2 separate regions of the Mus musculus genome follow, and region 2 is linked to region 1. Evidence: chromatin loops called from intact Hi-C (ENCODE). Cell type or tissue: left cerebral cortex. All regions are shown on one strand.

Region 1 (5,000 bases):
TATAACTACCAGTGACTTGAAGCCAGGTGATAAACAAACAGGACCCAGGTTAGTCATGAGCCTGCCATGTGCAAAAGAAGCATGTGCTCTGGCCACACTCATGGAATTCCATGGGGAAGCTTCAGGAAAACTTTCGAGGTTCTCAATAGAACCAAGGGAGCTCATGGAACTGGAAGACAGCTCTCTGAGGCAAGCTGTTGGGTTTTGATAGCCACAAAGGTTATATGGTGTCTACAGAGGGCTAGGGGTGTGTCAAAATCAGCTAGAAACTGGTGTTGCTTGCAAAGTAGAAGGATGATCTAGAGAAGGAGATAGAAGAGATCCAGGCTAGGATCAGGTAAGGCCATGGCAGTGGGGATGGGAAGGACATAATATACAGGCACAAGCTACCGAGCCTTTTGTTGGGCCCTATTTGGCCTTGGTTTGGGCTCAATTTTTGAGACCCGTCATTCTCCTCCACTTGAGAATGACTCAGCACGACCTACCAACCTGATTGAGACTGCCTCTGCCTAGCTACTGCTGATGTAGGCCCCGTGAGATAACCCCACACCCCTCGTCATTTCACTCCATCACATATGTCATCTCACCCCATATCCCTACCCCCACCTCCTTGCCTTCTCTATATAAGCAAGTATCTAGTTTAATAAAGTGAGTTTCTGCTTTGACAACACTCCTGGCCCAGGTGTGTTTGTTTGGGGCCATCAACACTCACCATCCCACTCAGCCTCAGAGAGGCTGAAGTGAGCTCTCTCCTCTCGCCTGGACCTGCTAGCAGAGAGCCAACAGGCTTTTGAACTGATTAGATATGGAGATAGGAAAAGTTAAAGATGAACTTGCCATCATCAGAGCAAGTTACTAGATAGGATGAATATGACATAACCTGGGACTATTGTCGATACGGTATTCCCAATGGCAGGGTTCCTCGGGCAGCAAAGGCCATGAGGAAGAGGATGAGAGGATGACAGAAGGAGGAGCAACTTTGGGGGAAGCTTTGTGCTGTGTAGTTTTAGACATCTGGTCTAGCATCAAGAGGTTACAGTTAAAGGAATATAGTGGCTCCTTCCTGTAATCCCAGAATTTGGAAAGAAGAGGCAGGGAAATCAATTCCAAGACCATCCTTAGCCATAGAGAAAATTTAGAGAGATATACAAAACAAAAATAATTTGAATGACTCCCTATGCAACTAAGGCTGGCCATGAATACCTGACCCTCTGCCTCTATCTCTAGAGTGCTGGGGTTATAGGCATATGCCATACCCAGTTTAGTCTGCATTTTAAAATGTCTATTTAAGGGGGGATGGGGAAGGCAGTGAAGGAGTAAGACAACAACAACGGTACTTGTATGAAAGCACTATACTAAAAACTGTTACATTGTATTCTAACTGAAAACTTGGCTTTAGAAATGAGGCTGGGTACGGTGTTGCATGTCTATAATGCTAGTCCTTGGGAGAGAGGTAGAAGATCAAGAATTCAAGGCCTCATCAGATGCATTTGAAGTTTGAGTTCTGCTTCAACCTCATGTGATCTAGATTAGAAAACTTCAGTAAAAGTCTACTAATATGATTCAAACAACAACAACAACAAAATGTTTGCATGACATCACACTGAAAACGCGCCCATTGTAACACCAGGGTCATTATGCCGATAGCACTCATATTCCCTTGGTGTCTCACCTTATTAAGTCAATTCACCTTCTAGGTCTGCCTTTTCATCAGTGAAAATAACAGCAGATCTCATCTATTGAGAACTTTCTCAGTACCAGTTATTAACTAAGGTTCCATATTTACCAATGTATTAACAGAACTAGAGTAAAACACTTATCAAAGTAAATGACAGTAAACAGTAAATTGAGACAGGTATAATGCGGCCTTAGATTCCCAAGCCACCACAAGTATTGAATTAAAAACGGATAGCCAGTTTTCACTGGTATCTTAGCCTTCCTTAACGTACACATTTAAAACAGTCCTGGATGAGGAGTACTATTAGAGTCACCACCTTACACGATTTTTCAATCTTAACTAAGTATCTCAGGATCAAATAGTGGCACAGCCGTAACTGGAACCTAAGCTTGCAACCACCCAGCACAGCCGAGAAGCCTGCCCTAAGTCGCAAAACAATCAATCTTTAAGTGTATCCGTGGAATCGCTCACTCCTAGGGCGCAAAGACCTGGCTATGACTCTGGGGAGATAATTTGTCTCGCCCCAAACACTTTTGTAATTGATTTACCCGCAGTGTGTATGCATACTACCTCTGTAAACAACAAAGCTAGCAGCCCCAGAAGTTTGGGAAGCCCGCGCGTCCTACCGCGACCACTCCCCGCCCCGCTGCACTCTGGGAAACGTAGTCCTAGCCAGTCTCTGAGCCTTTTAGTCTTCATACAGTGAACCCTCAGCGCCTGTAAGGCCACATTCGGTTGCGAATCCGGGGCCGGCCTCTAAGCACATCAGCTCTCCAATGCCGCCCTCTGCTGGCCTTTCCCTTACCACACATTGCTAACCGGCTCCACGTACCCCGGAAATAAACTCTTCTTTTCCGGATTAAGAGTCCAGAGGTCCGTCTGTGGTTTGGGGGTATTTGGGTGCCCCTGGAATGAAGTACGTTCTGAAGTATGCTGCACCGAAGTGAGGGGACCGGGAGTCATGGAGGGCCAGAGCGCAGAGATGCTGCAGGCCAGGTGGAGGCGGAGAAGTTGCAGCGCCTCCCAGTGCACAAAGAGCTGGAGCAAGAATTCGACCTTGGCACCCTACCGGCTCCGGACCGCACTCCCGGACAGGCCGAGCTGCCGGCCTTGGCGCGGGACAGCACGCAGCTGCTCATCACCGTGCTGCTGCCGACCGTGCGCTGGGGGAGGCGGTGGTAGCGCGCTTGCCGGTGCCCTCCACTCGCTTGCCCCGCGGGAAGCTGCTATCCGTGCCGCGGCTGCTCACCCGCTGGCAGCAGTTCGCGCGTCATCAGAGCATCCACCCAAGAAGACCACTTTCTTGTGGGACGAGGTGAGTGGCCAGTGACGGTGCTGATTGGACTGCAAGCTCGCCCGGAACCACAGTATGGAATGGCTGATAAATGTGCCTGGGGGCACCCGACCCCATGGAAGCAGATTTAGGCCAAGAAGGAACGCGTGGCCAAGAACGAGCTAAAACGACCGCGGATCCGAGTGCACAAGATGTAGATGCCCAACTCAGTCGGCCTGCACCCAACGAGACACCTGAGTAAGGAGGAGCTGGTCTGCGCCCAGCAAGTGGCCAGTGACTCCACCGCTGCAGTGGGACGCTTCCAGGAGCGCCTCTCTAAGGAGAAGACGCCCCTAGAGCCCCGGAAGAAGAGGAAGTTTTAGTCCCTCTTTGAGGACTTTGTGACCGAGAAAATGACCAGTTGGAGCTACTGAAAGTCAAGAACAGCAAGAAGCCTCATCAGGATGTGAGGGGGCGCATCAACAAGCAGATGAGAGAAGAGGAAAATGAGCCAGAAAGGCGAAGAGAAAGGGGATCCAGCAAAGATCTTTGAGTAAGAGCAGGGGCTGGAGAGATGGCTTAGCAGTTAAGAGCACTGACTTCCCTTCCAGAGGTCCTGAGTTCAATTCCCAGCAACCACATGGTGGCTAAATAATAAATAATAAATCTAAAAAAAAAAAAGCATTCCAGGCAGCCTGCTCTAGGTGACAAGAAGAAAGAAGAATTGTACCAAGGAAGCAGTGTTCTCCCCATTGATCCTGTTCTGCCAAGCTGCAGGCTGGTGCAGGAGGTGGCCGCCACCCTCGTTGAGCTTGACATTGAAGGGACAGGTTTGCCTCCCTTCACGTCAGTGCTGGACTATGCTTTTCCCACAACAGAGACATTGGCTGGAACTTATAGCTCTAATTTGAGAACATGAGATTTGTAGAAATAATATGGTCAGAACCAGGAATAACTTAACAGCCTGCTTTTTTATCTTGACTTTGTATATTGGGTTGATGAGATTTCTGAAGTATAGTAGATTGGTCTCAACATTTTCGCATTATTTTTGTAGCAGCTTGTGTATGTATCAAAGCAGGGAGAATGGGGAAAACTATGTGATTTGCACGTATTATAAAAGATATGCTGATACCTGGTGTTAATTTTAACTTTTACTGTAGGTAGAAGTTGTTGAACATGAAGCCAGTGACCTGGGTACCAATATATTGTGTGCTTAAAAAAAAAAATGGTTACAGGTAAGTCACTTGTATTAGGAAAACTCAGAAGTTTATTTAGTGCTAAGTATAGTATCGAAAGCACAGTACAATTGATGTTGGCCAAATGAACACATTGTTTTAAATGATAAATTGGAATTAACCTTGTTACTCCAGAAAATACTTGTCATTTTGTTTATAATCAGTGGCTTTTGTTGAATTGGCTTGGGTTTTAGATTTTAGCCCGTGCTGTGCTGGAATTCACTATGAAGCAGAGGCTGAACTGGAATTTGAGGCCTTATGGCTCTGTCCCAAGCGCTCCTCCCTCAATACTGGACTTTTTACTATGAATTTTCAGGAAATATTTATGCAAAGTAAGTTTATTAAGCTCAAATAAGTCATTGATATCAGGAAAAAACATTCAGACAGCAAAAAACTTGAAATCTCCTGCTGGATGTAGCTGCTCATTTGTAATCTCAGCACTTGGGCTTCCTATATTTTCAAATATTGGTTGTTCTTAAAAGTTATAGTCCCATAGCCAACCCAGGCTATTTAGCAGTGAGAGAATATATTTAGAGGGTAGTTTTCAGATAATATGCAAGCTAACTAGGACATAACATGGATTTATAAGCCTTTCTTAAGTTAGGATAGATAACAGAGTGTTCTATTTAATTGACGAAAATGCTGGACTGGGTGTTAGGTATATTTTGTACTTAATAAATTACAAAATGCTAATAGTTGTGCTCAATGTATATCTGAAAAAAAAAGAGCCTTTTAATTGGACAAAAAGTGGGGAAGTGCTGTGGATAGCCCTGGTACTGTTTGTATTTTGATGCTAATTCTGTTTCCCCTAGAG
Region 2 (5,000 bases), 580 kb before region 1:
GTCAGTTTTGTTTTCAATCCCTTGATCTTCCCTCTCAGGAAGCAGGGACATGTAACACATATTTCATAACTTTAGATAAAGTGTGCCTTACTATTTATATGTAAGTGAAAGTGGGTGTTCGTCATGTCTGCTGATCTCAGGAAGAAAACAGTATTTAGAAATGAAAGTTACTTCCATTAAAGACCTTTAATTACTATTATTGAAAACCTTCTCCTGAGTGCTTTAATATATTTTGATATTATTCTGGAACTTTAAAACGTGTTAAGCAATAATAAAAAATACAGTTCACAAACTACACTTCAAAGTAACAAAAGTATTATTTGAAATTCCACTTAGTATTTTACACTGAATTCTTTAGCATACTACCTTGTATCAGAAGAGTCTGACCTTAAATAAAGAAGAACTCTTTGAAAGGAAACTCACACAGAACCTCCTGCTCTATCTTGCAGGCCAAAAAGGAAAAAGAAAAAAAGGCAAATGACAAATAGAATTTACTGGCGATCTACTATAAGCAAAATCTCTAAAAGATGCTGTCCATTCTAACTGTCTTTAAAATTTCCTTTCTTATAATACAATATAATTGAAGGGAGAAACAGTGTGCTATAAAGGGTAAAGAAATACTAAGCAATAGAAAAAAATAAGAATACTTTATTTTACGAAATGAATACGGGACCTAGGGCAATGGCTCAGGCCTGGTACTTGGAAGTCTGAAGCAGGAAGATCATGAGTTAAAGGCAAGACTGAACAATTTAGAAAGGCCCTGCCATAAACAAGCACACAAATAAACGAATGAATGGATGGATGGATGGATGGATGAATGGCTGAGGCTCACTGATTGGAGTCTAGACCAGCAAATGTAAGCACACTCCTCCAGTACCCGTCCCAAAAGTAATCTCATAAACACAGAACTTCTGGCAGCAGGCAATGAGGGCACCAGGTTCATATGTAAACAAAGTAAAATTCTTCCTCTTTATTCTAAATCTGGCAACCAAATTTAACCCAACTAAAGAGCTGAGCCAAGGACGTCACAGAAAAAAATTTTTTTTTTTTTAATGTTCAACAGCAACTGGTGTTGGGCCATCGGAAACAAAGTCCTTTGTGAATGCTCATCAGTGGTTTCTGAACTAAAGCCGCCTTTATCAAGCGAGAAAACTGATTGGAAACCATCAACTTTGCACACTAGTTCCTGACACCTAGGCCCCTTCCCTACAAAGCAGCAGTTCGCAGTTCGGGTGAGGACCACAATGGGACCACTAGGCCTATTGTTCTGAGAAACTCAGCACCCGCAGCGCTGCAAGGCTCGAGAACCTGCACAGGTGTGGGGGAGGGCTAGGGGGTGGGGGGCGAAAAGGTGAGCTCAGGGTCATGACTAAGGGGACAAGAGGCCCAACTGGTAGGAGACACAGAGAAAGGAGGGGAGGATAAAGTCATGGCTTGGGGCTACCAGCGGGCGTGACGGGTTAGCCGCGGCGAGGGTCGCAGAGGCCAGGGGCACCGAGCACAGCCGAGGGTGAAAGACTCCGGGAAGGGGAGGCCAGCCTACCGAGGCGGGAACAATGGCCCGAGTCCCTCCAGAAGACAAAAGCACCGAGCTGCGGGCCCCGGGGCGGCGGTTACCTGCGAGAGCTGCCGGGGATGCGGGCAGCCGAAGAGCGCGGAGCTGGAGCTGAAGCTGATGGCTCCTCGGCGGCTGAGGACGTGCTGGGGGACCGGCCTGTCCAGGGGCAGCACCGGCAGCTGGTAGCATACTTCCATTGAACACGTCCGCCTTGGATCCGCGCGGCGCCCGCCAGTCCGCGGTCGCCCGCCCCTGCGCTACGAGGGGGCCGCGCCGCGGGGACCCGGGGCCGAGGCGCGCGCGGGGCGGGCGGCGCTAGTGGCCGCCGACGCCTCCCGGCCCTCCGCGCGGCTGGCGGCGGGAAGGGCTGCAGCGGGCTCGGGAAGCCGGGCGGGCGGCGTTAAAGGGGAACCCGCCGCCCAGGCGCTCCGCGGCGCGAGAGCTGGCCCGGGCCGCGAGCACGGGCGCGGAGCGTAGAGCAGTTCGGCCGCCGGAGCCCTGCCCCCTCCCCTCCCCCGAGCCTCACTCCGCTCCGCCGCCGGCGCGAGCCCGGCGTAATTCACACTTTGCAGCAGCGGACCCTGCGCCAACCACGGCCGCCGCCACCGTGACGTCACGACGCCGCGCCGCATGCCCCGCGCCCCGCGCCGCCGCCGCGCCCAGGAGCCCGCCGGCTGTCCGGACAGGGCTGCTCGCGTCCGCTGCGCTAGGCGCCGCGCCGCGCCGCGCCGCGCCCCGCGCCCCCCCGGCCCCTCCCGCCTCCCCGCAGCTCCCTCCCCGCAACCCGCGGCGCGTGCGCAGGAGAGTTACGTGGGGCATCCTCGGGCGCACCGACCCGGAGTTTGTTCGGCCTACCGGATCGGCGCTGTTTCGTCCGACAGATCCAAAATGCCCAGAGCACCGGGCGCCCTCTCCGTGCTCCGCCCGTCGGGGCACCGCGCGCGTCCCCTGTGGAATTCCCGTACTAGGGCGTCGCGGGAGGCCGCTGCGGCGGTGACGCCAGCAGATCTCGGGGGCTCAGTGCTCCCGCTATGTCACCGTCCGTGCCCTACCTAGGCAAGGTTCCAGTGGCTTCCCTTGGCAAGTGAGGCCCCAGACTTTCGGGGCCTGCAGAGCAGAAAAAGACCAAAAACTCCCGAGCGAGAAGGAGGGTCTTTGGATGGAGAAAAGTGAAATTCTGCAACCAAGAAAATGAGAAATGACGATATTGGGAAGACAAAGATGACAAAGAGACCAAAAGTTCCCCTAGCCAACCATCGCCCTTCTTTGTTAGTGTTTGCTGGCTAGGATGTAAGAGAGCTTTTCACCTGTTTTGGTAAGGTGAGGATATAATTTGCTTGTTCTTTTAAGTTTCTGCCCCAAACTGCCAAAGCTTTTCTGCAGGAGCCGACTGTTTCTGATGCTTTGAGCATCAGATACTTTTAGCATGAACGAGCTCCACACCCCCACCCCCACCCCCGCCCCCTGGCAAAATAGATTTGGATCATTTCTCAGGGCATCTAGTCTCCCAGTTATTTAAGATTGGCAAGGTGGCAGGTCTTAGAAGAAGTACAGTGCTGAGCCTGGGCTTAATGATGCTATAAATTGAGTACCGAGTGTACATGATCAGATAAACGGACAAAGGTGGAAGGTGTATTCTTTTATTATTTAAACCTCGTGCCCCTGTGTATTTTCTACATGCCAGGTCTTCATCATGTTTTACGATCCGTTCTGTGTCATGGAATTTGCCTTCACTAGATGAAGAAGCACTAATGAGATTCTTTTAGTGCAGCAACTGATCTCACTGCTTTTGAAATCCTAATTAGTCCCTGTAGTAGATGTGTTAAGCATCTCACTTGGGATTACACCGAGCACTGTGGGCCACTTAGTCTTCAGAAAGTCGTTTATCAGCTGACTAAATTGGAAGTAGATTCCTAGAAACAAACTTGCCCTACACCTAGGACAGATAAATCTCAAGAACTAACCTCAAGTGATATGTACGGACATGGTGGTACAAACCTGTAATCGCTGCCTTTGGAAAGCTAGGGCAACACGATGAAGAGTTGAGAGTTAAAGATAAGCTCAAGTATCATAGTGAGTTCAAAACCAGGCAGACTACATAGTGAGATTCTATCTCAAACAACAACAACAAATTTGAGTACCTCTACACAAAGTTGATACTGGTAAAATTTCATTGAGTAAAATATACCACATTTAGTAATATCCAAATATTTGATTAATTAAATAATAAGACTCACTACTAAATAGGCAACTAAACAGTACATTTCCAGTAAGGTCTATTTCAGGGTCCTTGTTTGAGCCAAGAGCCCTGGCAGGTATTTTATATACAGTATTTTTACCCAACACATAGTAATTTGATCTTATTTATACAAATGAGCAGTCCCTTTCCAAAACTAAGTCACTTCCTTAGTAAACGCTGGTCTGACTTGAGAGCCATGTCTTCCACCATAGCATGCAGTATTATGTTTTCTGTATTGTTGGGAAGGCATTAGGGTGCATCAGAGGAACTCCAGAAAGGGTGAGGGGAGATGTTAAAGAGAGATTTCAAGAGATTGGCTCAAGATTGCTAAAGCTGATGTCTAGAGAGTAGATGGACAGACAGACAGTAATAGTGGACTTTGCATTCTGGGATCTGAAACTGATAAGAGAAAACTGCCAGGCTGAAAAGATAGGCAGGATTTCTTTCTATGCTGGAGTCTTCAGAAAGAAAGTGCAAATCTTCACTCTTAAACCCTTTAACAGAATAGACAAGGCCCAGCCACTTTGAAGAGGGTAATCTGCTTAACATCTAGAGATTAAGTGTTGCCAGCATCTTGACCTATGTTGGGCCAAACAACTGGATGTTACAGCCTAACCAACATGGCACAAAATGAACCACCACAGAGAGAAACTTTAAACTTAAGTAATGAAAGAAATCCCTTTACCTAAAGCAACAAAAAATAAAGAAATAGAAAAGAAAATCAAGATCCATACAAAGGATGCTTTTATACTTTTATATGCTAGTATGTTTTATACTATACTATACTATAATGTAGTGGAATACACAAGACTTGGATGTTTAACAAGAATGTCCTCTGAATATACAGACTTACAGCACTTTAACATGACCATGGAACATAACATAGTCCAGTGTATTTTAAACAAGATGATTCTAAAACTGCCCAAAGAAGATGGTTACTTAGTACAGTGCTATGAAATAGCAAAGTATGAATATGGATCAAAGAAGCAGAATCACTAAAAGTGGTGCAAAAAGGATTTATTGTAGAGATGTGTTACTATACCAGGCTTTCTGATGGAGAAGCTGGTGTGGTAAGGTTAGGAAGGAATGATTACAGGCTTATAGAAAAGCCACTAAAGTGGCAGCAGGGAGGGGACCTAGTAAAGAGGTTTATGAAAGCCTTCAGCTTCAATGTCTGGTAGTGAGTGTGAAGTCACTAGGCAG

What was found. Peaks named below come from ENCODE experiments on the same cell type or tissue, not always from the same donor. Only the 100,000 strongest peaks of a DNase experiment are listed, where the experiment ranks them.
Region 2: it touches region 1 in a loop (7-fold over the local background); 20 of 42 quality-filtered maps call a loop at or near these places.

The regions. Positions count from the first base shown.
Region 1 is chr3:19,892,343-19,897,342 of GRCm38, forward strand. It overlaps the pseudogene 4632415L05Rik. Among named protein-coding and RNA genes, the nearest start is that of Gm42190, 59 kb to the right of the region's middle. In left cerebral cortex, CTCF peaks have their summits at 2,475 (motif pointing left) and 2,674; DNase peaks (open chromatin) are centred at 2,430 and 3,290; H3K4me3 peaks cover 2,216 bases; H3K27ac peaks cover 601 bases.
Region 2 is chr3:19,309,247-19,314,246 of GRCm38, forward strand. It overlaps Pde7a (phosphodiesterase 7A), which reads right to left and starts at 2,076. Exons shown (of 13, transcript NM_001122759.2): 1 at 1,618-2,076. The coding sequence starts at 1,755. In left cerebral cortex, CTCF peaks have their summits at 2,507 and 2,714; DNase peaks (open chromatin) are centred at 1,174, 1,815, 2,186, 2,944 and 1 more place; H3K4me3 peaks cover 3,262 bases; H3K27ac peaks cover 1,780 bases.